Linked DNA regions of Homo sapiens: region 2 is linked to region 1. The links are chromatin contacts, found by Hi-C or POLR2A ChIA-PET in ENCODE. All regions are on one chromosome and are shown on one strand. Each heading gives the region's core, a stretch centred on a gene start or an enhancer-like site at or near the end of the contact. The rest is flanking DNA. Distances are from core to core; before and after follow the strand shown.

The links. Hi-C counts contacts between places; a loop is a spot of excess contacts on that map. ChIA-PET counts read pairs that join two places held with the same protein, here RNA polymerase II (POLR2A). Pooled maps may share reads with other maps.
Region 2: a pooled map of posterior vena cava shows a loop between it and region 1 (2.9-fold over the local background). The contact joins two enhancer-like sites. A Hi-C loop is called at or near these places in 1 of 168 maps with a recorded cell type or tissue (endothelial cell of umbilical vein) and 1 of 50 pooled maps. POLR2A ChIA-PET finds 5 or more read pairs at or near these places in 1 of 52 experiments (activated T-cell).

What each region holds. Positions count from the first base shown.
Region 1 is chr6:140,438,273-140,444,696 of GRCh38, forward strand. No RefSeq gene overlaps it. Among named protein-coding and RNA genes, the nearest start is that of MIR3668, 240 kb to the left of the region's middle. Within about 2 kb of position 3,124, at least 5 of the 41 ENCODE cell types and tissues checked have a DNase peak (open chromatin) inside an H3K27ac peak, as active enhancers do.
Region 2 is chr6:140,856,990-140,863,381 of GRCh38, forward strand. All of the region lies in intron 1 of LOC102723724 (a long non-coding RNA gene), which reads right to left. Among named protein-coding and RNA genes, the nearest start is that of MIR4465, 180 kb to the left of the region's middle. Within about 2 kb of position 1,587, at least 3 of the 41 ENCODE cell types and tissues checked have a DNase peak (open chromatin) inside an H3K27ac peak, as active enhancers do.

The sequences.
Region 1 (6,424 bases), core at 1,874-4,373:
TAGTATTTGTGCTTAGCCTCTCTGAGTTCAAACAAAATTAGACAGAATCAGAACCAAATTCAAGCTCTTCACAGTGTCAGCTGGGGCAAGGCATAGTGTTTAGACATTGTCCTTATAGCACAGTTGTGCTAGTAGACATCAGAGAGAAGCTTCCAAGAAAAGGAAAGAAATTTTCTGGGAACATCTTACCTTCATCCCTGCCAGGCACAGAACTTCTCAATTAGGGAGAGAGGAGATACAGAATGAAACTATTCTACCCACTTGAAGTAAAGTGATTCGCCCCTATAACATGCACCTTTACTAGAGTTCAGAGCTTGTAGAACAGTGCTGAGGATGTGGCAGGAGCCCAATTATATTCATACAATTAAATTGAATAATATAATACAATGGAAATTACAACCACACTGTCGTGTTGTAAGATATGTACATCATATAGCAGAAAATCATCAAAAAATGTGTGTACTCTGTATGAAAATTCAAAAGTATTTGTTTTGTTTGTATATTTCAGGAATTATAAATTTACGATTGTGTCTCTTTTTGCTTTTTCTGATTCAAAATTTAGAGCTGAAACCAAGGCTTTTGTGACATACTAGTCCATAAGGCAGTGATTGTGTGTGCAAAGTGTGTCTCTGGTTTTATTATTCTGTTCACATATTTTTCCATTTGTATGTCTCTCAAATTTTCTAACCATATAAACCAGAAATTTTCTTTTGCAAAGACAAGTTTCAGAAAAGAAAACATTGTCCTTAATTTAAGTCCCTAAAAACAAAATCTCACATCACTCTACTTATTTTAATATTTAGAATAATTTGATGTTTGTGTAAGGTATATTAGTCATAAGTTAATTCAATTGAAAGTAGTTGTATATGATTTCAAGATAATATGAAAGTATCCATTTTTTTTAAGTAGAGGAGTTTAGACCTTTAATAAAAATATCCAACCTAGAGGATGTTTTTAAAGCTGTTGTAATGTTCATAGTAACATCTTTGTGGCGAGATTAAAATTTCTATGAGAACATTACACTTGAATTCAACAAGTGCTGCCTGTTAGCATGAATAGCAAATGCACATCCATGCTTCTCTTAGATAACAGATGTTGTCTAGGAGGATGGTGATTGCACACACGACAATTTAAAGATATAATTTTTGACATGTGAAGAGTGGAAAAGATAACGCTTGAATCACTAGAATATTTCTCAGTCCATTATTATAAATAGGTGCATGTACCTAAATTAATAATCTTAATTACATATAAAATTTTTGAAATTGGCTCAAAATGTTTATTAACTATTGACTATCCCATTGGGAAGTCAGTGAAAACTTTATATCCATGTATTTGGCAACATATTTTTAATTCTATGTGTTACATATGTTTTTATGTCTTACTTTAAGTTTATTGTGAAATACAATAAAGATATATCAAAATGAATATTCAAATTTAACTATTAACAGATATTACTACTATTCATATTCATAATGCTTATTACCATTCATTATAACATTACAAGTTACTGAAATATTTAATGTTCAAATACGTTGTTCTTGAACAGGCATTTATGTTAAGTTTGTGTAAGTGATGCCATGTTCCACTAAGACAAGACCGAGATATTTAGTTCAAAGGTGACATGTCCTCTTCAATAAGTAGATTGTTATTTTGGTTCACGGTGGTGAGGTGGAGATGGGGCCAACATTAAAGAATCAACATCAGTTTCCTACATATTTTTAGGCAGGTTTTATTTTTCAATAATATGACACACTTCCATTTTTATTTATTACATATTTGTTTCTATGTATCCTGTAAAAATATAAACAAAAAGAAACCCAAAACTTGCACTCACTATTAAAGACAGGAGTCAGGCTTGAGTTCCTTTTTTTCTCCCTCCCTCTCTCCTTCTTTCTCCTCCCCCGCTCTTGCTCTCTCCTTTCTCTTTTTCTTTCATTTTTTTCTTGCTTTCTTTCATTTTAATACCCTTGTTCCCATTGCTAGTATTGTTAATAGAGTCTTATTTGCAATGACTCAACAGTTAAGTCTCTTTCTCCTCATTTCATTTTTTGCAGCAGTGGTTGTCAGGCCAGTGAAAATGAAATGCTGCAGTTGACAGTGTTTAATATTATTTGTTCCTATCACTGTTAACACTTCTATTATTATTGAAATGTTTAGATCAGCACTGTCAGTTCCAAAGGACCTGCTGACATACCAAGGAAAACTTTGATAAACAGCTCTGCTGTATTTCTCTATATTCTTCATAGTCCTCGTTTGAAAATCCTTTCTTGTTCCTTGGAGTAATTTATTTTGAAGAAAAAAAAAATCTTGGTTTGTTAAGAACTCATCAATTCCTGCTTCTTATTTTCCACTTGAAGTTTTAATCCTCTGTTTCTAACCTCACAATCGGTTGCTGTGGAGGTGATTAAGATGTCACAAATATAGGATTATTGTAATTCTGGGTAGAGAATAAGCCTGAGATGATTTTCTAAAGAACAAAGAGGTCATTTTCATGTAAATATATCAACTGCTTCAAAGTGAGGAAAGGGAATGAAACAGAAATATGAGATCTAATACTACCGGTTATAAAAGAAATGGATTAAAATTTCATATGAAAAATTAATAGCTCTGAAAAATTTATACATTATGATTTTTATGATTTTTTGAGTTCTGTGTTTCTTTGCACATGTGTGGGTCTGTAAGCTGAAAGCATGTGTGGGTCGGGATAGCCTCCTAAATACAAACATCTAATTGAATGTAATGTGTGACCTTGAACAAAGACCAATTTTTCCTTTGATTTGTAGAAACCAGTGTCATTTTATAATTATACTTCGTGCCTTCTGTTGCATTTGAAAGAATATTTCAGGACATCACAATTCCCCTGAAGTTGTGTATCCTGTATCAATTACATATTAGATTACAGACTTGATATTGCTTTTTCTAAGTAATTTAAATCTGGGAAGTTACTGAGTAAGTTGTAAATACCTTCTGAGAATCTTCCTCTTCTTCTTACTCTAAGTATAGTAGGAAGGTATTTCCCAGCCTAAGGCACAGAGTAGGCTTTTAGTTAATACTTGTCAAGTAACAACAGGGGACAGACTTCTCTGCTTCTGAAGAAAAATGATGCCTTGACAAACTTTTGAATGGTAAGAGTTACAGAGAACTTTTCCTCCCCCGCCTCCCAGGCCATGGCATTTTATCGCTCCACTGATGAGCATACAGCTCCATCTGGGGGCAGGGCCAGAATGGAACATTTTCTCATAGTCTTGGTCTCTTGGCCACATAGCTGTCATCTTTGTGCATCAGTCAGGCGCTCCCTTCGTCACTAGCACTGAACTGCTCATGGAAGAAAATTTAGTGCCTTGCGATTGGGACTAGCTCCAGCTACCGCATTTCAGGGCATTCCTTAGGATCACTGGGGGCATCATTATGATCAATTCCAAAGGATACTCTTGAGGAGCCCTAAAACCTTAGACTTAGTGATAATGTAATATTTTCCTGCTTCTCTCTTGTTTCTGGGGCATCTCTTTCCTCTGGTTTTCTTTCTAACTCTTGTCTTTCCTTGCCAGTCTAATTTGCACATCACTTAGTCAGCTGCTCCACAGATCGTCTGTATGTAACCCTTTTCTCTTGTCATTCTTCACCCTTCTTTATAAAACGATATCCACACTCATATCTTAAAATAACTTCTTTCCTCTGATGGCTACCACATCTGCACTTAAATCCTTTTCCTCTTGAGATTCACCCTGCAAGTATAATTGTGTCCTACTGAGTTTTGTTTGAGTATCTTGCAGGTAATATGCTCAAAGTTCTTCATCTTCCCAACTAAATCATATCTATCTTTTTCTAGTTTGGAGATGAAATGTTACCTTCCTTTTTTTGTGTGTGCCCTAATGTTAATTACCCCAATCCATCAACAGGTTCTGCCAATTCTGGTTGCTCAAGAAGTCTCCAATCTGTCCTTTATTTATGTATCCTCACTACAATAACCATAGTGATGTTCTTATATTTGGCTACCTGGACCACTGCAACAGCATTTTAATAACCACTTCCCAACATTTAATTCATCCTTTCAACTGCAGAGTTACTGTTCTAAATAAGCAAGTCATTTATGTCATCATTCTGCATTAAACACTTAAAATCTTCCCCATATCCATCAGGGTCAGTCTGATTGAGTGTTTAATGTTACAGAGGCAGACAGTCTGGCTTCAAGTGCTGGCTCTTCCACTTAGCAGTTGATGAATTTGGCCCATTTATTCAACCTCTCTGTGCCTCATCTTCCTTACCTGTAAAATGGTGTTAATATTGAACTTACAGGCTGCCCAAGGGAAAGACATGAATGACTTTCTATAAATGTGTAGTGCAATAACTGTTGGCCATAGTAAGTACTTAATAAATATTCATTATAGTCATCTCAATCATGATCCCCATCATTAGTATCGTCATCATAATCCTCATAGGTGCTATGGTCTAAATGCATTCCCAGCATTTATACATAGAAACTTAATTGCCACTCTGATCATATGTAAAGACGTGGGACATTTAGGAGGTAGTTGTCATGAGTGTGGATCCCTCATGAATGGGATTAGAAACCTTGTGATGCCTTATAAAAGAAGTTGAAGGGGCCGGGCTCAGTAGCACACCTGTAATCCTAGCACTTTGGGAGTCCGAGGCGGGTGGATCACCTGAGGTGAGGAGTTCGAGACCAGCCTGACCAACATGGAGAAACCCTGTCTCTACTAAAAATACAGAAGTAGGTCAGGCGCGGTGGCTCATGCCTGTAATCCCAGCACTTTGGGAGGCCAAGGCGGGTGGATCACCTGAGGTCAGGAGTTCAAGACCAGCCTGGCCAACATGGGGAAACCCCATCTCTACTAAAAATACAAAAATTAGCTAGGCGTGATGGTGGGCGCCTGTAATCCCAGCTACTCAGAAGGCTGAGGCAGGAGAATCGCTTGAAGCCAGGAAACAGAGGTTGCAGAGAGCCAAGATCGCGCCATTGCGCTCCAGCCTGGGTGACAGAGTGAGGCTCTGTCTCAAATAAATAAATAAATAAATAAATAAATAAATAAATAAATAAATAAAAATACAGAAGTAGCCAGGCATGGCAGTGCATGCCTGTAATCTCAGCTACTCTGGAGGTTGAGGCAGGAGAATCGCTTGAACCTGGGAGGCAGAGGTTGTGGTGAGCCAACATGGTGCCATTGCACTCCAGCCTGGGAAACAAGAGCAAAACTCCATCTCAAAAAAAAAAAAAAAAGAAGAAAAAAAGTTGAAGGAGGTGTTCTTTTGTGCTTTTCTTTTCCTTCTTGTGAGGACTCACCAAGAGATGCCATCTTGGCAGCAGAGAGCAGCTCTCACCAGACACAAAATCTGCTAGCACCTTGACCTTGGACTTCCCCTCTTCCAGAACTGTGAGAAAAGAAATTTCTGTGATTTATCAGTTTCCCAGTTTCAGGTATTTTGTTTTAGCAGTACAGACTGAAACAACAGAAAAAAAAGACAGTGACATTGCATTCAAGACTGTCCACATCTACTAGCTTTACAGTCTCCTCCATAAATAAACACTCCTAAAGCTTGCTTCTCCCTCTGGTCTAAGAAGGCATTTTGTTGTTCAAATGGGATGCATACTCTCCCTGCTATTCCCCTTATCATTCCCTTTATCTTCCTATGAAAACTATAGCTTATCCTCTGAGCTATTATTCAAATTCAGCTCTGTGCAACTTTTCTTTATGCACATAAGAAAAGTTGGGTGTTCATTTTTGTGTTTTCATACTACCATATGAATATTTCTAATATTGCCTTTCACACATCAGTTTGTCTTTATTGACTACGTTATTTATTATTAGAGGGCTATGAAGATGTCGTAGAGCAAACATTGAGCTTTATTCATATCTCTAGTGTTTTGTACAATGTCTGGAATATCGTAGATCTTCAAAATCATTTTAAGTGCATGGTATACACTCACTGGTTTTACCTTTAAAATTGACTGTTTGAAATAAGCATATTTTTACTTAAGCAGAGGATCCAAGTGGGCTTTAGAGGAAGTCTTGATTCAACATATACCTTCTAAAACTCCCTCTTGTGTTATAGTCATACTCTACTGATCTCTGTCTTTATGACACACATTTCTTTAGGTATCAAATGTAGAATTTATCTCAGAAATGCTTAGGAATCTAGACTTTTTCTCCGTCTAAACTCACCAGTTCTTGCAGAGCTGTTGGTATTATGTTCTTAAAAAAGAAATTTGACAAAGTCCTTCCCCTGCTTAAAGATTCTTTCATGAAAGTAAAAATATGTACACCCCACTTCTAAATGCAAATCTTTTTACAATCTATCTCTAGAGATCTTCGTCAGTCTTAATTTCAATCATCACCCTAAACTACACTCAACTTTGCACCTTGCACTCCTGGAGAGAAACAAGGAAGATCTTTCACTCTTC
Region 2 (6,392 bases), core at 337-2,836, 420 kb after region 1:
AATCCCAAACATTACTATAAGGTTCTTCCATCCAAACCATTTTCTTCACACTTTTCTATCAGTAATGTAATATATTTCTTTGGTTCATTGATGAAAACCCACATAAATATGAGACCTCATTTCACATTATATAGATGAGGTTTTCACATATAGAGATAGTACAATTTCACTCCCTAATGTTCTTAAACCATTTCTTCAAGTTCTCTCCTAAAATGATTGTATATATATATAAAGTATATAAAGGCAAATAGTCAATAATTTATCATTTTAAAGCTAGATGACTATTTCAGAATGTTAGTTCATCTTTCTGATTTTAATCAGTTTATACTGAAAATGTGTGAAACTTTTCCAGAAAGTCAATTTTAGTCTGCAGTTGGTATTACTGTATACATTTCTTTTTACTGAAAATGACATATGCATTTTAAAAATCTGTTAAATGGTGGGGATGTACATTACTGGCAGAATCATTCACATAGTGGGGATGTTTTCTCCTCTCATAGAAAAAACCATGAAGTATCTAAAACATTTTGCCCTGTGCATACATCTACAGATCTCCTGTCTTCTCAACTACAGATTGGGTTGAGCAGAACACAGATAATACAGAAGTACATTTTTTTTCCAGATTAAACTAGGGTAAGTACAGAAAAGCATATGTCTGTATATAATATAGAACTTTATATTTATTTGAAACACGTATATGCCAAAATCATCCTGCAGATGTTCAAGAAACTTGTTTACTAATTTGGTCATTCACTTGTATTTTAAAAAAAGAATATAATCTTAAGTTTTTAGATTGCTTAACATTTAGAATTTCTTTTCATTTCTGACTGCTTTCTGAATGAGGAACTCTTAATTTGAAAGACTGTTGGCAGAACTGACTCAAGTACATCAGCTCATGCACAATATGTTGTTCCTTCTCTGGAACTGTACATATTGTTTTTCTTCCCCTTGTGGATGTTTATTTGAAGGATGAATAGGTCACTCTTAGCAGGAGAGCTAGTCATGTGACTGCCAGATACTGAAGACAGATGAGTCAGTTCCATGCAGACTACAAATTATGCATGCTGGATAAATCTATATTCATATTTGCATTTGACCTAAGCCTCAACTTTAAAAATAGATTTAACAGAAATTATACAGAAATTCAAAAATTGTTTTGCTAGGAAGCAAACAAGTTATGCAATACAATTTAAAAAAAGAATGTTCCCTCTGCAAGAAAGAGATCACATTAGTGATGAAATACTATATGTCAGTCTGAGCTTAAGCCCAAATTCAAGAACATACTGTACACAAAACTTCTGAAATCTATTTATCTGATGTGTGACTGATAGCTATTGATGCAGCTTGGAGACCTTAGGGCGATACTGACTCCCCATCATTTGTCATTATAAAGTATTCTTTGAATGGAAAGTTGTTTGCCTTTCATGGTCAGGGGAAAATAGTCCTGGTGGCTGGGTGCTAGTTAGAGGATAAGAACGTGGGCTAAGAAGGCAAGGAGCTGGTTTCAAATCCTAGTTTGGCTGCTTAGTTGATTACATATATCTACAAATTATAACTGCATTAGTTTACTCATCTGTAAAACGTGACATGACTAATAATGATACGTGCTCCACAGGACCAAGCTAAGGTGTGACTCATCTGACATAATCTTCTAAACAATTTAGCATACGGGTACGTACTTACCTAGGCCGTAATACCTGTATTTTCTTCTCTTTCGTTCTTTCTTTCTTTTCTTTGTTTTGAGACAGGCTCTCACTCTTATCATCTAGGAGTGGTGCGATCTCAGCTCACTGCAGCCTCGACATCAAGTCAAGTGATTCTCCCACCTCAGCCTCCTGAGTAGCCAGGACTACAGGCATGCACCAGCACGCTCAGCAAATTTTTGTATTTTTTGCAGAGACTGGGTTTCATTGTGGTGTCCAGGCTGGTCTCCAACTCCTCAGCTCAAGTGATCTGCCAGTCTTGGCCTCCCAAAGTGCTGGGATTACATATGCATGAGCCGCTGCACTTGCCGTCCCTCGCTCCCTCCCTCCCTCCCTCCCTTCTTTTCTTTCTTTATTTTTGAGAGTCTTGCTCTGTCACCCAGGCTAGAGTGCAGTGATGCAATCTCGGCTCACTGCAACCTCCACCTCCTGGGTTCAAGCAATTCTCCTGCCTCAGCCTCCCGAGTAGCTGGGATTACAGGCAAGTGCCACCATGCCAGACTAATTTTTGTATTTTTAGTAGAGAGGAGGTTTCACCATGTTGTCCAGGCTGGTCCTGAACTCCTGGGCTCAAGTGATCCACCCCTCAGCCTCCCAGAGTGCTAGGATTACAGGCGTGAGCCACTGCGCCTGGTCTGATTTTCTTTTTAATTAGGTCTTTGTATATGTGCTATTGCACCACAAGACTATAGTGCACACAGACTGTGATTTTTGTAAAATTTTCTATGCATTCTAAGATCTCAGAAACATTTGTCTTGCCTCTTTTCCCAACATACAAGAATTTGAAAAATAAGCCTCCTTTTAACAAAGATCTGCAACTAATTTTTTAAAAAGAACCCTGAGAAGAACAAGGATATAATGCTAAATACTGATCATAGCTAAGTAACAGCAAGTTGATGGTGTATGAGGACTAAGTTCTGATTTTTTTTTTTTAATCTTGCCCAAATTCCTTTCTAAGGAGTCTGGGGAGTCATGCCTTACAAACCATAAATTCTCATCAGATGGGTTTTATTTGACCCTATATATCATGACTTACTTTTCAATCTGACTCTGGCATAACTTTATAAGACAAGCAAAAAATATTTAACCCCCAAATATATTTCCTTGCCTTACCTTGAAATTGACCTGCAAAGTCTCTTGTGGGAAAAATCCACATTGTATAGAAAATCCCCTTTCCCCCTTGTTTTCCTTCCTCTCTTTCTAGATCCAGAAGATAATCAACTAAGAGCCAGGCACCCTTTTAGGTCTGATAAGAAACAATTTACAACCTGCTCTCTCTCTGAAGTCAGCTATCTGAGAGATTCCTCTGCACAATAAAACTTGGTCTCCACAATCCTTTATCTTAACCTGAACATTTCCTTTGATCCCAGGTCTTCAGATAAACTCAACCAATTATCAATCAGAAAATATTTAAATTGTCCCGTCTTTCTGAATGAAACCAATGTATTTTTTTTTTTTTTTTTGAGACGGAGTCTCGCTCTGTCGCCCAGGCTGGAGTGCAGTGGCGCGATCTCGGCCACCTTTTTCTCTCAGATGTGTTTTTGAGGTGTATCCATGTTGATACAGGTCACTCTAGTTAATTCACTTATCTGTTATATAATATTTGTGGATTTAAAATATATTTTTTCTTGAGTCAACATTTAAAACTTTTAAAATTTCTTGTTTTACAAACATTGCTGCTTTGAACATTTTCTACATCTCAATATACAAGAGATCTACAAGCTATCCAGCAAGAATGGCGGGGATATTACCATCCTCAAATGCACTAGAGAGTTTCTAAATTTGTCTTTCCACCTGATTGTAGCAATTAACATTCTCATGGTATAACACAGCCTTTTTGGTACAATTACATATTGTTAATTTCATGGACACAAAAATTACTTCATGGTTATTGTAATTTGGGTTTTTCTGATTATTAGTGAAATTCTATTTCTTATTTTTTGACTATTGAGGCTTTACTTCTATAAATTTTCTCCATATTACTTGTTTATCTTGCCATTTATACAGTGGACAGTTTTCTTAATGATTTTGAAGTATTCCTGATATAATCTATACCATCTGTTGAGAGTTGCATACATTGCAAATATCCTATCCCACCTTGTAACTCATATTTTAATATTTTTCTTTTTTTGCACAAGCATTTTAACTTTTAAAGTAGTCGAGAAGTTTTTAATTAAAAAAAATCTTTCTCTGCTCAAGGACAAAAAAATTCTCCTTTACCTACACCTTGTGTAAATCAAGAATGCTATTTTATTTTATTTTTTCATATACAACCAATTGTTTAGGCCTTTCATTTGAGTCCACTATTTCCTCACATTTGTCTTAAGTCATGTTTTTATATATGAAATGCCTGTTTTTTTGGCTTTATCTAATTCCACTGATCTCATTATCTATTATGTATCCCTGAACCAACTGTACAATATCCTGGTTGCATAAATTTATGATTTCTTAATATCCATACTGTTGACTTTTATACTCTTCAGAATATTCCTATTACAAGTACACAATCTTCCCATATAAATGTTAGAAATAACTGGTCAAATTAATGATTGGCAAAATTTCTAAACTTAAAGATCAACTTGAAAAATATATGACTTTAATAATATTTAAAATATTAATAATATTCAAAAATATAAATGACTTTAATATATTGCTTATCTTATCCATGAACATTATATGTCTCTTCATTTTATTTAATCTCTGAAATCCTTTAAAAAGTTTATTGAATTTTCACCATCAAGGTCATTCATGTATTTTATATAATTCATTTCTGAATACCTTGTGTATATTTTTATTGTATATTCTAAAGTTTTAGATATATTATCCATCTGTTGCTGAGTTATAGAAAAGGAATTGACATTTATACATTGACCATAAACAACAATGTTGCTGACCTCATTTATTAAGTACAATAAATTGTCTATATGTGATCCATAGTAAACTATGGAGATATATATCTTATATAAAATTTAAAAATATCGTTTACCTGTGTTTGTTTTATTTTCTTATTTTACGATTTTACAAAGGTATCTAGTACAAGGTTTAATGAGACTGGGTATCCTCGTCTGATTCTTATTTTTTAAGAGCTGGACATATTGGTTCACAACTGTGATCCTAGCACTTCGGGAGGCCAAGATGGGAAGATCACTTGAGCCCAAGAGTTTGAGACTAGCCATGTCAACATAATGAGACCCCATCCCCATTTTTTTTTAATTAGCTGAGTGTGCAGCACATGCCTGTAGTCCCAGCCACTCAGGAAGGAGGCTGAAGTGGGAGGATCATTTCCACCGAGGAGGTTGAGGCTGCAATAAGCTGTGATCATGCCACTGAACTCGAGCCAGGGTAACAGAGTAAACACCTTACACACACACACACACACACACACACCACACACACACACACAAAAGAGAGAGAGAAAAGAGAAAAAAAACTTTTTGACATTTTAACTATATTAAAATGTTCAGTGTAGGCTTTGTTTATATCATTTACCAAAGTAAGAAAATTTTTATGTATGTTACCTTGTTTTGTTTGTTTGTTTTTTTCTGAGATAGAATCTCGCTCTGTCAACCAGGCTGGAGTGCAGTGGCACGATCTTGGCTCACTGCAACCTCCACCTCCCAGGTTCAAGTAATTCTCATGCCTTGGTCTTACAGGCACACGACACCATGCCTGGTTAATTTTTGCATTTTTAGTAGAGACAGGTTTTCGGCATGTGGGCCAGACTGGTCTCGAATGCCTGACTTCAAGTGATCCACCTGCCTTGGCCTCCCAAAGTGCTGGGATTACAGGCGTGAGCCACCATGCCCGGCCTATGTATGCTATCTTGTAATGATTTTTGTTTTTTAAATTATAAAATAGGTTTTGAATTTCATTGTGTAATTATTCTGAATCTTTTGAGATAACTGTATGCTTTATTTTCTTTCATTTATCAATGTGATAAACTTATACATATTTCTAAAGGTAAGCAATCTTTGCTTTCTATGTTTGCTTATATTTTGCTGGATTTGGCTTACTTATATTTTGTTTAGAATTTTTGCACTGCATTCTATTTTAATGAGTAAGATGATTCTATAATCTTTTTCCTACTGTCTTGTCAGAAATACAATAAATCAGCACTATCTTTTTGTTAAATATTTTTGTGTGAAATTCATGTACTAAACTATCTGGAGGAAAATGTTTTTTTCTGTCTCTTTCTCTTTTTAAGTTTAGATTTGTCTACTGATTGAATTTCTTCAATATATTTTTACTATATAGATGTTTGTTAATTCTTCTTAAGTTAGGTTTGCTTAGTTATGTTTTTCTAGGAAATAGCCCATTTTATCATCTTTCTGAATAATTGTCCCAAAGTATTTAATAGTGTTCACTTTCTAATTTTTTACTATATTTATAGGTTTTTCTTAATTTTTATTTTTAATAGTTTCTGTCGTTTATACACTCTTATTTTCTTGATCTGTCTCAACAGAGTTTTATCAACTTTATGTGCCTTACCAATGATTCGAAGGCTGGATTTTTTTACCTTTGCTGTATCTTTCTTTGTCTTTATTCAATTTCTGCTCTCTTCAATACCTGTTGTAATAGTTTTGTGGCTTATTCTATAACCTTTCTTTTCAAACTTTTAAAATGAGCTATTTACTTCATTTTTCTTTCTTCTTAAATTTTAATATTCAATTCCATAAATATTATTTACCA